2 separate regions of the Homo sapiens genome follow, and region 1 is linked to region 2. The links are chromatin loops, found by intact Hi-C in ENCODE. Cell type or tissue: A673. All regions are shown on one strand. Each heading gives the region's core, and the rest is flanking DNA. Links, peaks and the distances in the headings are about the cores only. Region 1 has its middle 32 kb from the start of MIR222HG. Region 2 has its middle 9.7 kb from the start of LINC01186.

The links. Hi-C counts contacts between places; a loop is a spot of excess contacts. Peaks named below come from ENCODE experiments on the same cell type or tissue, not always from the same donor. Only the 100,000 strongest peaks of a DNase experiment are listed, where the experiment ranks them.
Region 1: it touches region 2 in a loop (6-fold over the local background); 6 of 110 quality-filtered maps call a loop at or near these places.

The regions. Positions count from the first base shown.
Region 1 is chrX:45,798,031-45,805,529 of GRCh38, reverse strand. No RefSeq gene overlaps it. Among named protein-coding and RNA genes, the nearest start is that of MIR222HG, 32 kb to the right of the region's middle. RefSeq lists enhancers at 1,210-2,409, 3,072-3,650. In A673, for the core only: a CTCF peak has its summit at 3,782 (motif pointing left); a DNase peak (open chromatin) is centred at 3,789; H3K27ac peaks cover 953 bases.
Region 2 is chrX:46,314,224-46,321,722 of GRCh38, reverse strand. No RefSeq gene overlaps it. Among named protein-coding and RNA genes, the nearest start is that of LINC01186, 9.7 kb to the left of the region's middle. In A673, for the core only: no CTCF peak of the experiment used is centred there; a DNase peak (open chromatin) is centred at 2,972; H3K27ac peaks cover 2,455 bases.

The DNA.
Region 1 (7,499 bases), core at 2,446-4,945, 520 kb after region 2:
GGAGTACGGTGCGTGATCTTGGCTCACTGCAGCATCTGCCTCCCGGGTTCAAGCGATTCTCCTGCCTCAGCCTCCCGAGTAGCTGGGATTACAGGCACCTGCCACCATGCCCAGCTAATTTTTATAGTTTTGGTAGAGACGGAGTTTCACCATGTTGGCCGGGCTGGTCTTGAACTCCTGATTCAAGTGATCTGCCTGCCTCGGCCTCCCAAATACATTATATGAGAAGTGCAGTTGGGAAGGTAATTGGGAATGATAGCATACTATGAGCGTATTGGAAAAATCACGTTTACTCTAATATGAAGTTTGTTCCCTTATCGTTCCTGGCTCTTCTCTTGGTTCTCTCACCTCCTCCCTCCTCACACACACACAAGAGAGAGAAAGTATAGCAATTAATAGGTGAAGATTTTTTCCATATTCCAATGTGAATGGCTAGTTAAAAAACTTTTGCATGTTGACAACCACTTTCTTCCATCTTTCCTTTTCATAAGAAATTCAAGGAGAAAGTCTACACCCAATGTTGCATAGCAAGCAAAACCCCTCTCTTAGTTCAATGCAGCCACTCTGTAAAGGCCAAATAGACAATTCCATGGCAATTCATGGTGGCATTTGTCCATGTGGAAGAAAAGGTCCCTATGAAGTGGCAGATTACCTTAGTATTGTGAGGGACACATTTGTCATGCTCATTAGGAGGTGCAGATGGTGATTACTGGTTCTCTGGGGGAATTCTCCTTTGTGCTATTTATTTTAGTTATACACCACTGCTATTCCAGGTTGCTTGAATGAAACCCACACATGGGTAGGACAAGAATTTGCCCTGGGTCTCGGATGTCCTACCTTTAAAAAATGAAGGAGGTTTGGCTTTGCAGACATTTAGTATGTTCATCCAAATGCCAGGTGTTGTGGGTAAAACAGAGAAACTTCAGGGTAGAATCTCTGGAAGGAGCAAACTGTTGAGTAGGGAAGGGAAGATGTGGGTACATGGTGGGTTAGGAAGGATGAGATGTCAGTGCACTGTGAGTCCAGAGAGCAGGAAGTGGCTGGTAGTCACGGTGGTTAGGGAAGTTTTCCATTTCCATTTCCATTTCCAGTTCTGTTTCTCGAGGAGCCTTTGGTTTCAGGTGGTTGGGGATGGATGGACAGAGGGGCAGGGGAACTTTCAAGGCCCCTGTGAATTGCCCAGAGCAAGGAGGCTTTTTCTTTCAATCCAGCAAGCATGTTATAGTGATGGCGGATTTGTGAAAGTCTTGCCAGATAGAGAAGATATGTTGGGGCTGTTTGTGTAGGACCTCAATTGACAGATAAGTTTGAAGGCCAACACAGGCCATAGTTTCCAGGATCATTTTTCATTTCTTATTTGTGATTGACAGAAACCATAGACTAGGGTCTTTCAAAAGAAAGAATGGTGCCCATTTGCCTATTTATTGTTTGGATAAAGAAATGAATTTGACTGTGTGACCTGTTACTAAATAAGTTTAAGAGAAATGATGGCCAAGCAAAATATGCGGAATAAATTTTTAATCTGAAGGTAACTCCCTAAATCCCAGGTATTACCTTCTCACGAGAGAAGAAAGTGGCTGGAAAGAGTTGTGAAGAGTTGCATTCCTTTTTTTAATGGAGATATGGTCACTGTTTAGACCACAAGCAAACAGAAGAAGCCCAGCAGCATTTCTTGGGTATAGTTACTCATCTTCTCAAATGTTGCAAAATACCGAAGGGAAGGGAAAACCAGAAGTTGGTTGGGGTGGGTGGGCTTGGTGGTTTAAAAAATATGGTGACTAACTGACTTGTGCTGACTAATATTGGTGAACTCATAATGAGTAACAATAGTGAATTTAGGAGGAATATAAGTAGAAGGAGAGCTATTTAAAGGTTGCTTTAATACAAAAGGCAGCTGAAGTGGTCACAATAAGGATTCCCTTAGGGAAATTCGGAAGTAACTCCGTTTACCCTTACAAAGTTCTTGTTTCCTTTAGAATTCTTACAAGTATGGCTTCTTTTCCACTGGCCTCCTGGGGGGAGTTCTTGGCAGATGAGCTTGCTCGTTGTTTTGCATTGAAGAAATACCATAGATGTCCAGTAAGCAAGAGCAACCAGTTGATTAAAACAAGGTTGGCAGTAATGTCTGTGAACTGAAACCATAAAAGGTTTGTTTGACTTTTTCTTCTTAGGGGTTTTTTTTTTTTTCTTATCATGGTATAAAAAAGTACAAGAACTGACCAACCATCTTTTTCGTAAACATAGATGCTATCTTTTTAAAATGAAAGATCATAACATTATTTATAAATAGAGCAAACATACAACCAATCAAAATGTACAAGGACAGGATAGTCTGTTGTGGAATTTTCTATTATCTGTGTGTTGATCAGAGAATGTTTTGTTTTCATTCTTCTTGAAAATATTTTGTAAATGTTATTTTCCTTGAAACTCCATTTTCCTAACTTCACTTGACCCTGGGCAAGGGGTCCAGAGAAACCATCCTGTAGAGCTTAGTGTTGTATTTAGGAAACATTTTTTGTATTTAGGAAAAATTTTATCTAAGAGTTTTGCTTTCACAATTAGAGCAGATTGCTTATTTTAAAAGGAAATAACTTTTAAAATCCAATTTGGTTATTGTATTCTACTCTTCAGCGTTTTTGTTGGTGTATATAAATGAAAAATGAATTCAGAGGGATTTATATGGACGTTTGGTATAAGAATTGCCTCAAGCCTTTGCAGGACACCTCAATCCAAATTGAGGGTGTCTCCTGTTTTTGTGTCTTTTGGTTTTGGCTAGTGCCACATATTACAAGTATCGTCTCTCTTATGCAGAATCACTATTTCCAATTCATTCTGAAGTATTATAAGCGTTTATTCTGTAAAGTCAGAGATTGAAAGTTTTCCAATCTCATCTAGGTTTAGCACTTTGGAAACTGGTTAATAAACAGCATGACTCTATTTTCATTTTGACATGTAAGCCCCCGAATGAGTTTGTTTTTTCTTTAAAAAAAACTCATATTAGCAAAGTTTGAAATACCTTTCCTAAAATGAAACTTCAGTACTGGATGGAACTTAGAGTCTTGGGTTTATTGGAGCTTTTCAGCAGAGAGCAGTGATGAGCTGAGGAGTATGGACAACAGAAATGTTTTATTAAGGAGGTTATTGAATGGACCAGGAAATGCTATAGATATTAATAAATATGATTGGAGTGCAGAAGCCGAACCTCATTGGAACTGGTGAACTCCTAGCTATTTGGTTTTAATTTAAAAAAGAACTTTGGTTTTCAGCTTTGACATACAAAAGGAAGCTAGAAGTTATTCTTGAATAGCTAACCCTTTGTTTAAGCAGTAAAAATCAGTGGGGTGTCCAGCATCATCAAAGAGTCATGCAAACAAGGTGGAAAGCATTTGTTTCCTCCTTGCTCAGAGTTACTCTTTGAATCTTATGCAGTTTGCAAATGTGTAGGAGGATGGACAGTTTTTATGTTGGTCAATGCTAAAGAGAATGGGTTTCCTCAGACTGTAGAGATAATAGTGGCACAAAGTAATGGCTTACTGAATATGTTGAATGACTGGATTCACAAACCTTGTCTTAAAATTCTGGAATGATAGTGAGGCTTGAAACCTGAAAGAAGGCATTTTAAGAAAATAAAGCAAACAATATTTTTGACTCAAATCACGGAATAAATTATACAAAGACGTGTGCCCACTGGAGCTATAAAATAAGCTCAAGAAATATTTCTATCAGGTGATGGATACTAGAAGTGTGAAGAGGTGTCTCTGGTCACTGAAGAAAACAGAGTGCCATCTAGTGGAAACATTTCACTATAATGTATTACAGTACACACTAATTTAGATTTAGGTTCTTTTTTTTCCCCTCGTTACGGAGACAGGGTCTTGCCACATTGCCCAGGCTGGTCTTGAACTCCTGGGCTCCAGGCGATCTTCCTGACTCGGCCTCCCAAAGTGTTTGGATTACAGGCATGAGCCACCATGCCTGGCCAAGAGTTAGGTTCTTAATAAAACATGTAACAATTGATTTTCTTACTCAAAGAATGATTTTTAAAAACTATTGATTTTGAACTAATTTTAAATTTGCAGAAGAATTGTAAAAATAGGCTGGGTGCGGTGGCTCATGCCTGTAATCTCAGCACTTTGGGAGGCCGAAGCGGGTGGATCACCAGAGGTCGGGATTTCGTGACCAGCCTGACCAACATGGAGAAACCCCGTCTCTACTAAAAATACAAAATTAGCCTCTGGGCATGGTGGCGCATGCCTGTAATCTCAGCTACTCGGGGGGGGGCGCTGAGGCAGGAGAATCGCTTGAACTCGGGAGGCGGAGGTTGTGGTGAGCTGAGATCGCGTCATTGCACTCCAGCCTGGGCAACAAGAGCAAAACTCTGTCTCAAAAAAAAAAAAAAAAAAAAAAATTGTAAATATAGTACAGAGAGTTCCCATATACCCTTTGCCCAGCTTTCTCTGTTAACCGTGGTATACTTATCAAGGCCAGGAAATTAACATTGGTACAGAACTACTAACTAAACTGCAGACTTTATTTGGATTTCACCAGTTTTTCCACTTATGTCCTTTTTCTGTTCCAGGATCCCATCCAGGATCCCACAGTGTTTTTAGTCATCGTGTCTCCTTAGGCTGCAAATCTGAGACAGTTCTTCCTCAGTTCAAAGAGTGTTTACTAAAAATGCTTCTCTAGGGATTGTGGCTGTTATAAAATACATTTTGAAAATACAGGAGACTTAGAAAATTAAAAGGTAGTTATGAAATAAGAATTTTGACCTAGAAATATTTATTCTGCTTGTCCATCCCCTGCCCCATCTTTTAAAACAGCTTTTTGTATTTGCAAAGTACTTTATAAGTTTTACTTATTCTCAAAAGTTATGAGGGGCAGAAACAAATCATTGACAATTTCCTCATGTTACTTAAAAGGAAATTGAGCCATAGGGGAGTTTTATATTTTGCCTTAACTTGTGTAGCTGTCTCTCACACACTGGGAGGTAGGAAAAAGGACGACAAATTACAAAGCAATTGAAAAGTGAACCTTATTTTGCCAACTTTTTTTATTATGACAGTAACTGAGTTTTAAAACAAAAGACAAATTAATGAATCAAATATTTTATTCTTTAAAATTGATATCTTAAATACTAGTCAATGTTTTCAAAATATTTGCCACATTTAAGCATCATATATATTTATCTGGTTTTTAAAGTAACAGTTTGGGCTATCTAAGAGTGCTAAATTTTTACTGCCTTAAATATTGCAAAAATATTTCTATTACAAGTTATTTTTTAAAAATAGAAGTGATTTTTGATCCTTAAACAACTTCTTGGTTTTGTTGCACCCCATGTAACATACTGTGTATGGGAGATGAGAATAATGAGAATAATAAATTGGGGAAACAGTCTGAGGCTTATTTTACTGGTTTATGGCTTCATTCCCCAAAATACTGCCTTTTGCACTGTGTGAGTCTTCTGAATATAATGACCACAGTGAACTCTGGTGTACCTGAAAGAAGTGGAAAGGCCTGGAATTTCCACAGAGATGTAACGTTTTCCTTTATCACTGCTCCACACCCACCTTCCCCAAATCAACTCCGATAGATGTGGTGATGCTATATGAAATGCAAGTGCCTCCCAAACTAAGAAGGACGTGAAGGCCTCAACCAACCAACAAAGACACCTTACTCAGAAAGCTCACCATCAGGTTGATGTTGGCGTGAGGGAAGGATGGATGTGCTGTGGCTCCAAGATACCAACAGGTGTTTGAGCTGCAGTCAGCCCGTGAAGTAGCCAAGCTGTCAAGGCTGAGTGCCTTTGGAAGCTGGCAAGTCTCCTTTCTCAGAATGCTCTTCCTGACTGGGAGGTATAAACGTGTTGCTTTTCCATCGATTGTGTAATTGGGCCCTCTCAATTTTTTTTATCAATTCATTTTAATTTTAGGCTTCACCTATATGCATAGGTAAAGTTGTTTGAAAGTGAAAGCAAACATGGAATTACCTGCCTTTAAGGCCACGTAGGGAAGCAGAGAAATTTAGTGTCTTTTTAAGTTTCTCACCTACTATTAGGAACCCTCCTCTCTCTCTCTCCCTCCTTCCCCAGACTCTCCCTGTGTCCCTCTCCCTCTCTCCCTCCTCCCTCTTTCCCTGCTTCTCCTTTTCTCTCCCTGTCACGCTTCTCTCTCTTCTCACTGTCTCTCCCTCCTCTCCCCTTTTTTTCCTTTCCTTACCACTCAGGCAACCCCACTGGGTCATGGGGAGCTTTAGGTGTCCTCCCACCCTGTGCTCTCTTTACTGACAGAAGTAAACTTGCATGTAGCATTTAGACATGCATTTGTGGCTGTTAACTTATTACTCCTTTCGGGTAAAATACTTGAAACTTAATGGATGCCTTGGGAAGGTAATAACTGAGGGCTAAGAACAGATCATTGTAGGCTTGTGAGCGTTCAAGCAAGAGCATTTTGCTAATGCTCAGTTGTTCCCCACACCAGGGCTGACCTTGCCAGTGTCTAATCACATGAGAAGCACGCAAAGTAAATCTTATAAAAACTACTGATTATAAAATGGCCTCCTTTGGAACGCAGCAAGCAAGCATTTTTCAGACCTGTGAATGAAAGGAGACTTTCCAAATGAATCCATTTACACAGTGTACTAGATCATATTACATCTCATGAACCGAACTGTAAGAGCAATGTGAAAACATTCCGAAGGAAATGGGAGAAATAATTTGCCTGTTCAGCTATATACTTCTAAAACTTTCTGTTGACATGTTTATTGGAGATTGGATTTCTAAGAGATCATTTTCACATTAATGTTTAGCAGGATTGATTATTTTTCACAAACCTCCATCTTTGGCAACTTGAGTTTATCATTAAGCATTTTCAGTAACATTCTGGCTCTCTGTATATTTCTCCCCTTACAGCAAGTGGGAAAAGAGTTGTATTGGTTCTTCTTGCAGTTGTCTGTAATTAAAAATGGCTTTGTGCTTTTTAGGACAAAATGGTATAAGTTGGGCATTTTATGCACAGTGTTATATGCCTAAGAAATGGTGTGAGAAAAGGAGGGATCCATGTTTTCCCTATAAATATTGAGAGAAGACATTTCACTTTGCAGAAATTATGTTAGTACAAATTCTCTTATTCCTAATTAATTTTCTTTCATTGACTCTCAACATATGTGCTTTGTTGAACCATTGGCTACAGTAGTAGTTCTTTAGTTTTTAAAGATGAACTTTCATCACTGCAAACCAGGAACACTTCAAGTGCTTATAGAATCAGGCTGTTGAAGCGAGTTAAACTGTTGAACTGTTCCTAGGATTGGTTGTTGTTATGTGCTTTTGAATTCTTGCATTTGTAAGTGAGCAGTTTCCCTATTTATGTAGTCTGCAGTTCTTAGTGCTTAATAAATGTTAATATTCTATAGCTACTTTGGGTTTCTAGAGCATGTGGCATTATCAAGTTTAAAGCCTATGTGAAGAGTTTTTATGGCATTTAATGAATACTAAGGTTTTC
Region 2 (7,499 bases), core at 1,698-4,197:
AAAAGTCTGGAACATTTCTGGGGGTATATTGCTTATCAGAGTGTTCAGTTATTCTAAGGCCAACTTCATTTTCTATGGTTTTTCTTAAGAAAACATTTGTGAAAATATCCAATTATGAGTACAAACTACCTCCCATGAATTATCTGTGATGTCTATACTGATTCCCCATGGATGTTTATATAGCCAGATGTTTGAAATCTTGGGCACCATCTCCTCTGACATAAACAATTTTCTGTGAAACCTTCCATGTTAACCAGTGGTACCTGATTCTCAAATCTGATGTAAATCTAGCATATACTCTTCTCCCACACAATGTCTTTGACTGTAACTGTTTTGCTATTATACTGAAAGTACACACTCTTTTCTCCTAACCATGGGCCCCAATTCCCACAAGATGAGGACAAACTACAGAGTAGCAGAGGGAAAAGACCATTGCTTTTCCTCTTTGAAGACTTTCTATGAAATTTCATCTTTCTGCTCTGCGGATGGCGTTTTATGTTGGGAAAATAGTAGAACTCATAATTTGGTCTCCTGGACTTAATTTCTAATTACTTCATATTGGTGACTTTTTTTTAACCTCAAAGAGGAAAACGGCAAGCCCTAAATGCCTGTTTTTCTCCTTTTTTGGCCCAAGTGGGTAACTGAGGCTCAGTTTACATACATCAAATTACCAAAATGCTGTCTTGTATATAGTTTTGAAAGATAGAGATGGGTTTGTAATGTTTTTCAGACCTGATTCAGAGCTCAATTTAGTTTTTCTTTTGGTATTCAGGCTATTATATTCGTCATAAAAACAGGCACTGTGTGTGCCTTAGTAAATAATTTATAACTTTCCCCATAACTCAGGGGAACCCACCATAGTCTGACTGTCTGCCTTTTACCTTCTCATCTCTATACCTCCAGGTCTCTAGTGATCATAAAAGTGATCGAAGCCCTGATCTGATTTTTATCACAAAGCCATTCTTCTTTGTGGGTACTTTGGTTCTGGAGACAGAGAATCATGAGATCAGATAAAGCCATGTGGAGGGCTGAAAGTTGGCTGGAATGGCGCTTGGGGCCCAGTTTATGCTGTTGGAGCATTTCCTGTGTGCCCTTTGAAACCTCTGAACTCAGCTCTTCAAAGTGAGAGCTTTGTCTTTCCGCTGAACACATATATTTGCTACTTATTATCTTTCTCTTGCCATCTCCACCCTTACTTGACTCAGCCAACATCGATATATCAAAGCAAAAGCATTGCTCTGACTGAGTCATAAGTTATACTTTTACCTGACATTATCTGGCTGTGTAGAAATGAAAGCATAAAAATAATGGAGGTTTTGTGTACAGGTCTACACACACACACACACACACACACACACACACACACACACACACACACACACGTCTTCTTCTTTGCTTCACTTATCATGCTCTCACTACTTCCACTGTTTCTCTCCCCAACTCCTGCCCACTCCCACTCATAGCAGTTTATTAAAGAAGTATGTTTTCTCATGAGCCAATTGGGTAATTTTTCAAGTTGAACCCCATTAACATTATAAATGCCGTTATAAATGCTTGTTTTTCAAAAATTTGTCTTTCCAAAACTTTGTTCTGGGTCAGAAAATTTATTTCTCTTTAGAGAGCCAGTGTTGCATGAGGAAATTGAAGCTGATCTCTGGGTGTGTGTTTGTGCTAATTTGCTGTACAATCAAATACAGATATAGGTTAATAAATGCTGTTCTTTGATCTGTTGCTACAAAGGATTCATTGTAAATACATTACTAGATAAGTAAGTTAGAACTTTGTAACTGTCTCTTGCAAACGGTGCCCCATGCCACCCATTAGCATGTGCAAGAAGTGATACATTTGGCTTCAGCCTGCCTGGGTTTTACTTTGCTGATTTGTTTATTTTTAAAATAGTTACCCATAGTATACTTCCATTTGGGGTGTCCTCATAGAAGGATAGCACTCAGGCAGAGAAATAGCCCAAAAAAACAATAACAGCACCAAAAACTTGGTAGCAAGAATTTAATAAAACCAAGGGAGGCCAATGTTTCTATAGGTAACCATTTAACATTTGTCATTATGTGTCTAGCTCTAGCCAAGGCATTGCAAAGAATGCAAAAAGACATGATCAAAGGCCTCAAGATGTTTACAGTCCTGTTAGGGGATGAAGGTATTGGAGTGAATCACATTCACTAAAATGGGAATAAAGACTTCTACCTTAAAATCATGGTGTTTTTCAGGGAATCAGAACTAATATGATATGACTGGAGTTAATATGTTATTGTGGGGGATGGGGAGGAGTAGACTATTGGTAGTTGTGGCTACAAATTTGGCAGGATTCAAATATTGAAAGGGATTTGTATGTCAAGCTAAAGAATTATAATTTTTCTCTATAGACAATGGGGGAATTAACCACCGAAGAATTTTGAGTTGGTGAATGACATAAAAAGATTTGTATTTTAGAAAAATAACTGGCATGTTGCGGGGTGTGAAATGAAGTAAAAGAAGTCTTCAGTTGTGAAGTTACATGTCCATTGAGTCTAGCAGATACCAAACAATCACATCAAAATCCTGAAATAATAATAAATAAAGAATTCTACCTTGTCTGTCTCAGTGATTGTACGTGGAGGTATGTTTCTTTTTACTCATAAGTGTACAGTCTGTGTAATTAAGTGGCAAAGCCATTTGAAAAGGTCACTGTTTAAATCACAGGACTTATCTAGGTGTGACAACCCACGGTGATGAGAGATTTAGAGCCAGTCTCTACTGAGTGCTGATGTGGGGCTGATGTGGACTCTAGGAGGCTTTGTGGGAGAACAGGGTAAAGGCTTTGGTTCTGGAGAGAAAGTGATATGCCCTCAACTATGTATTTCAGGTTTCCATGGTCAGCATCTAGGCCTTCCTGCTATTATCTGCCTTGTGAGACTGGAGGACAAACTGGAAGCCAAGAGATACAATCCCAAAGTTGCTTGAGTGTCAGACAAATAAAAGAAAAACATTTTCCTTCCTTCCTTCCTTCCTTCCTTCCTTCCTTCCTTCCTTCCTTCCTTCCTTCCTTCCTTCCTTCCTCTCTCCCTCCCTCCCTCGCTCCCTTCCTCCTTTGCTCCCTCCCTCTCTCCCTCAGTCCTTTCCTTCCTCCATCCCTTCCTTCTGTTGTGGAAGAAAAAACGTTTCCTTTATCGTCTTAGGTTCAATACCTGGGACTTGCAAATTAAACTGACAAAAGACAAATTAGCGGGAGAAAAGGTACAGTTTTTATTTAGTATTTTTATGTACATGACTGTTCGCAGAAAAGAAGTCTCAAAGAAGTGGTTATAATGAGGGCTTATATATCATTTTTATGAAGGGCAATAAATTGTGAGAAAGTGGCTAGAAAAAGCAAAGAGAGTTGGAGCTTCTAGGGGTGATAAATTGTGGGAAAGTCACTAGGAAATATATGGGGGGAACTAATAGAAGAGAAGGATTATTTTAGTAAATTCTGTTTATGCAGACTGATCTCAGCATCAACTCCCCATCTTCAGTGATAAGAGTTATGCTTCTCTTCCTGATAAAGGGAGGGCACCTTTTTCATGATAAATTTATGCCCTACTTTTATGCAGACAAAAGGGAGGCAGAGAACTTTTGCAGCACCAGTTGATTCTCAATTGCTTTCAGCTCAAAATAATCCTTATGCCGAAATAGCATATTTTATGGTGGCATATCCTGATCCCCTTCACTTCCAACCTTTTTTTTTTTTTAAAGATGCATTGGGTGTGAGGTGTGCTTTTGGGAAAGTATGGATTACATAATTCCTAACACAGGCTGGTTTGTATTCCATGGATAAAGACTCCAACCCTCAGATCCCATTTAGATGACATCCTTGCTAAGTCAGCCTTCAACTGCAGGTCTTTCACATAAGCCAAACTGATCATCTAAGTGATAAGGCATGTGAGAATATTTATAATCCACAAAGTGCTAAGAAAATACAAATTATATGGTTTCACTTTTTACATTATTAAAATAAATCATTTAAAAAGGATTTCTCTGCTGCTTCCTATAAATAAAGGCAGCATTGCCCTCCTCCCCCGATCTGTTCCTACTGTGGGTCATGGGAGGAAAGATGGAGCCAGCGAACTGACTTCTCGCTCACAGTGAAAATCAGAAGAGGTCCAATACTTCTCTAGCCTGAATCAGTTGACTTTCATTTGTTTTTATTTTTTCTTGTTTGCCTTGATCTACATTGCAATCAGTATGCAAATGTGTGCAACACACTCTCAGGAGCAAACTCACTCAACAAAGCATATTGGGCTACATCATTGCTATAGTGATAACCTTGAATCTGCTCTAATCTGTGAAGGAGCACATCATTGGGACACTTCCACGCTTTGTTATTGTTAACAAATTACTTATGACTCACCTCATAAATGACCCTAACAATACCTGTGATTGTGACTAACTGTTCCCAGCCTCAGCCTGGTGATCAGGAAGAGAATTGTTCTGTTTTCCTTTGCATTGATTCCAGTTCTGGGAGGCTTCCAGATCCTTTTAGTTCAATAGATTTCTACTTAATTTCACTATACTTAGGCACTCAGATGGGCTCAGGAGATACAGATGTAAATCACGCCTGCTTACCACCTTCCTCATGCTCACCACCTTCCTCATGCTCACCGTCTAGTGAGGAAGTGCTTCCATAATGCTTTTCCTAGCTGTCTCTCTACCTTTCTTTTATTGGTCCTTCTGGTCCCAGGTTTCTCTTTTCCCCCCACCATGGAGATTCCAGCAAATCTTGTAGGAAACCTTTCAGAAGTGTCTGAGACTCCTCTTTGCTCTCACAGCCCTCTGGCTTTATATTTATTTACCAAGATACATTGTACTGCATCTTACTCTATATGCCAGGTGCTGTGCGCTTAACCCTGCTTAATCCTCACAACCCTATGAAGTAAGTGCAGATGAGGAGACTAAAGCTGAAAAAGGGCCAGGTGCAGTGGTTTATGCCTGTAATCCCAGCAGTTTGGGAGGCTGAGGCAGGAGGATGGCTAGAGCCCAGTAGTCTGAGGCCAACCTGGACAACATAGTGAGACCGTGTTTCTACAAAAAAATGTTTAAAAAATTAGCCGAGTATGGTTCCATATGCCTGTAGTTCCAAGCTATTCAGGAGGCTGAGTTGATAGGATAACATGAGCCTGGGAATTTGAGGCTGCAGTGAGCTGTGATTGAGCCACTGCACTCCAGCCTGGGTGACAGAGCAAGACCCTGTTTCCAAAAAAAAAAAAAAAAAAAGCTAAAAAGCCAAGAAGCTTGTCCAAGGTCACATAAGCAGTTGCAGAAGAGCTGTAGACTGAACTAGGTAGTCTGACTCCAGAATCTTTGTACCATTCCAATAATTAAGTAAAACTTGGTACCTATGATATACAACCATCGAGTGTGTGGTATTTAAGGAAACATGTGATTTTGGCCTTGATTATTTGAAGACACTATACAGGCACTTCTTCTGTTTCTACATATCCATGATTTATTACTCTGAGTCTTAAGAATATTTTATGACAGCTATATCCACTGACATTTTGGTGCATTTATAACAAGTACTTTAGAAAAATACAAATACATTTGAAAGGACATGTTCTTGTACCCCTTCCCTTCCCAAGGTGTGTCAGGATACTAGCCTGATAAGGGAGCATTTTCATGAGGTTCATCAACTTGTTGATGACATCAAACCCCATGCCAGAGCCTACACAGTGGATTCTGGCACGGGGCAGAGCCCTGGAATGTGAACAAAGGCTTTTGTGGAGAAATAGCCTCCATTGTCTACAGAAAGAGGGAGAACCAAGGGCTGCCTGATATACCAAGAACGATGGAGTCAATTGAGCAAGGTGTTTCACAAATGGAGACATCGGTGTTAGCTGTGTGGTTAATCTGTAGCACCTACCACATGTGACCCTTCATGAAGCTTTGAGTCCCGTAAATACAAATGGATTTTTTCAACCCACTTTGCATTTAAAATTGCTCAGATCTGGAAGAAATTGGTGGTTACCATGGTAGCCAGCCTACATAGCAGACAATTTTTTAATGTATTATTTTCTTTGCTTGGGCTTCAATTAATAACTCATGGGGGCACTTCTACAGAATATGCTGAGATCCACTGGCTAAGAACTGAGCATGTAATTTTTTTTTTATTATCATTATACTTTAAGTTTTAGGGTACATGTGCACAATGTGCAGGTTAGTTACGTATGTATACATGTGCCATTCTGGTGCGCTGCACCCACTAACTCGTCTTCTAGCATTAGGTATATCTCCCAATGCTATCCCTCCCCCCTCCCCCCACCCCATAACAGTCCCCAGAGTGTGATGATCTCCTTCCTGTATCCATGTGTTCTCATTGTTCAATTCCCACCTATGAGTGAGAATACTGAGCATGTAATTTATCTTCCAATTATGAAGGCTTAGGCCAAGGATTGGACTGGCAGGGGACCTGGAAGGTCTCTGGGCCTCTACACATTTCTGGGGTAAGTGGTGTTAGAAGGCAATCAGAGCAGGCAAAAGACCTCAAAGGAATATAAACCTGTCATGTGTTCAAGAATGTTCATGCGGCCAGGCGCAGTGGCTCACACCTGTAATCCCAGCACTTTGGGAGGCCGAGGTGGGCAGATCACCTGAGGTTGGGAGTTTGAGACGAGCCTGACCAACATGGAGAAACCCCGTCTCTACTAAAAATACAAAATTAGCCGGGCGTGGTGGCGCATGCCTGTAATCCCAGCTACTCGGAAGGCTGAGGCAGGAGAATCACTTGAACCCGGGAGGTGGAGGTTGTGGTGAGCCAAGATCATGCCATTGCACTCCAGCCTGGGCAACAAGAGTGAAACTCCATCTCAAAAAAAAAAAAAATGTTCATGCGTACTCAAAAAGGCCCAATGTTGGAAGAAAGAGTGCTTATCTTCCTGTTCAAAAGCCCACTCATGAAGCAGGAAGTCTCATGTGTTTTTTATTCCTCTGTTCTTTCTCTCCTGCCTTCTTTAGTAGTAAGTGGATATTTTCTAATGTACCATCTTAATTCTTCTACTGGTTTTTAAGCTACATAGGGGTTTTTAAAAAAATTTAGTGGTTAGTCTAGGGATTAGAATACATATCTTAATGTATTAGAATGCACTTCAGATTTATACTAAATTCCAGTAAATATATAATTTTTCTACAAGGGAGCTCCTTTCCTCTTCCTTTGTATTATTGTGTAGCAAAGAATTTAACCTTGCCCAAAGAGATGTCTGGCCTTTGCCCTTGACTTCTAGGAGGTAATCTCTAAGCCCTTGGCATGTCATGCTTGAGAGGTTATTTTTTGTTTAGGGTGGGGCTGGCCATTCCAGAAAGTTTAACAATGTGATTTAGGGTGGGGGCTTTGGGTCATGCAGTATCACCTAGACCTCCTGAGGTACTGGAAACTGAGGTTAGCTATGTGGACAGTCAATGGTGCCTATGTGATGGAGTCCCAAGATGGACTCTGGGCACCAAGGCTCAGGTGAGCTCCCCTCGTTGGTAATAGT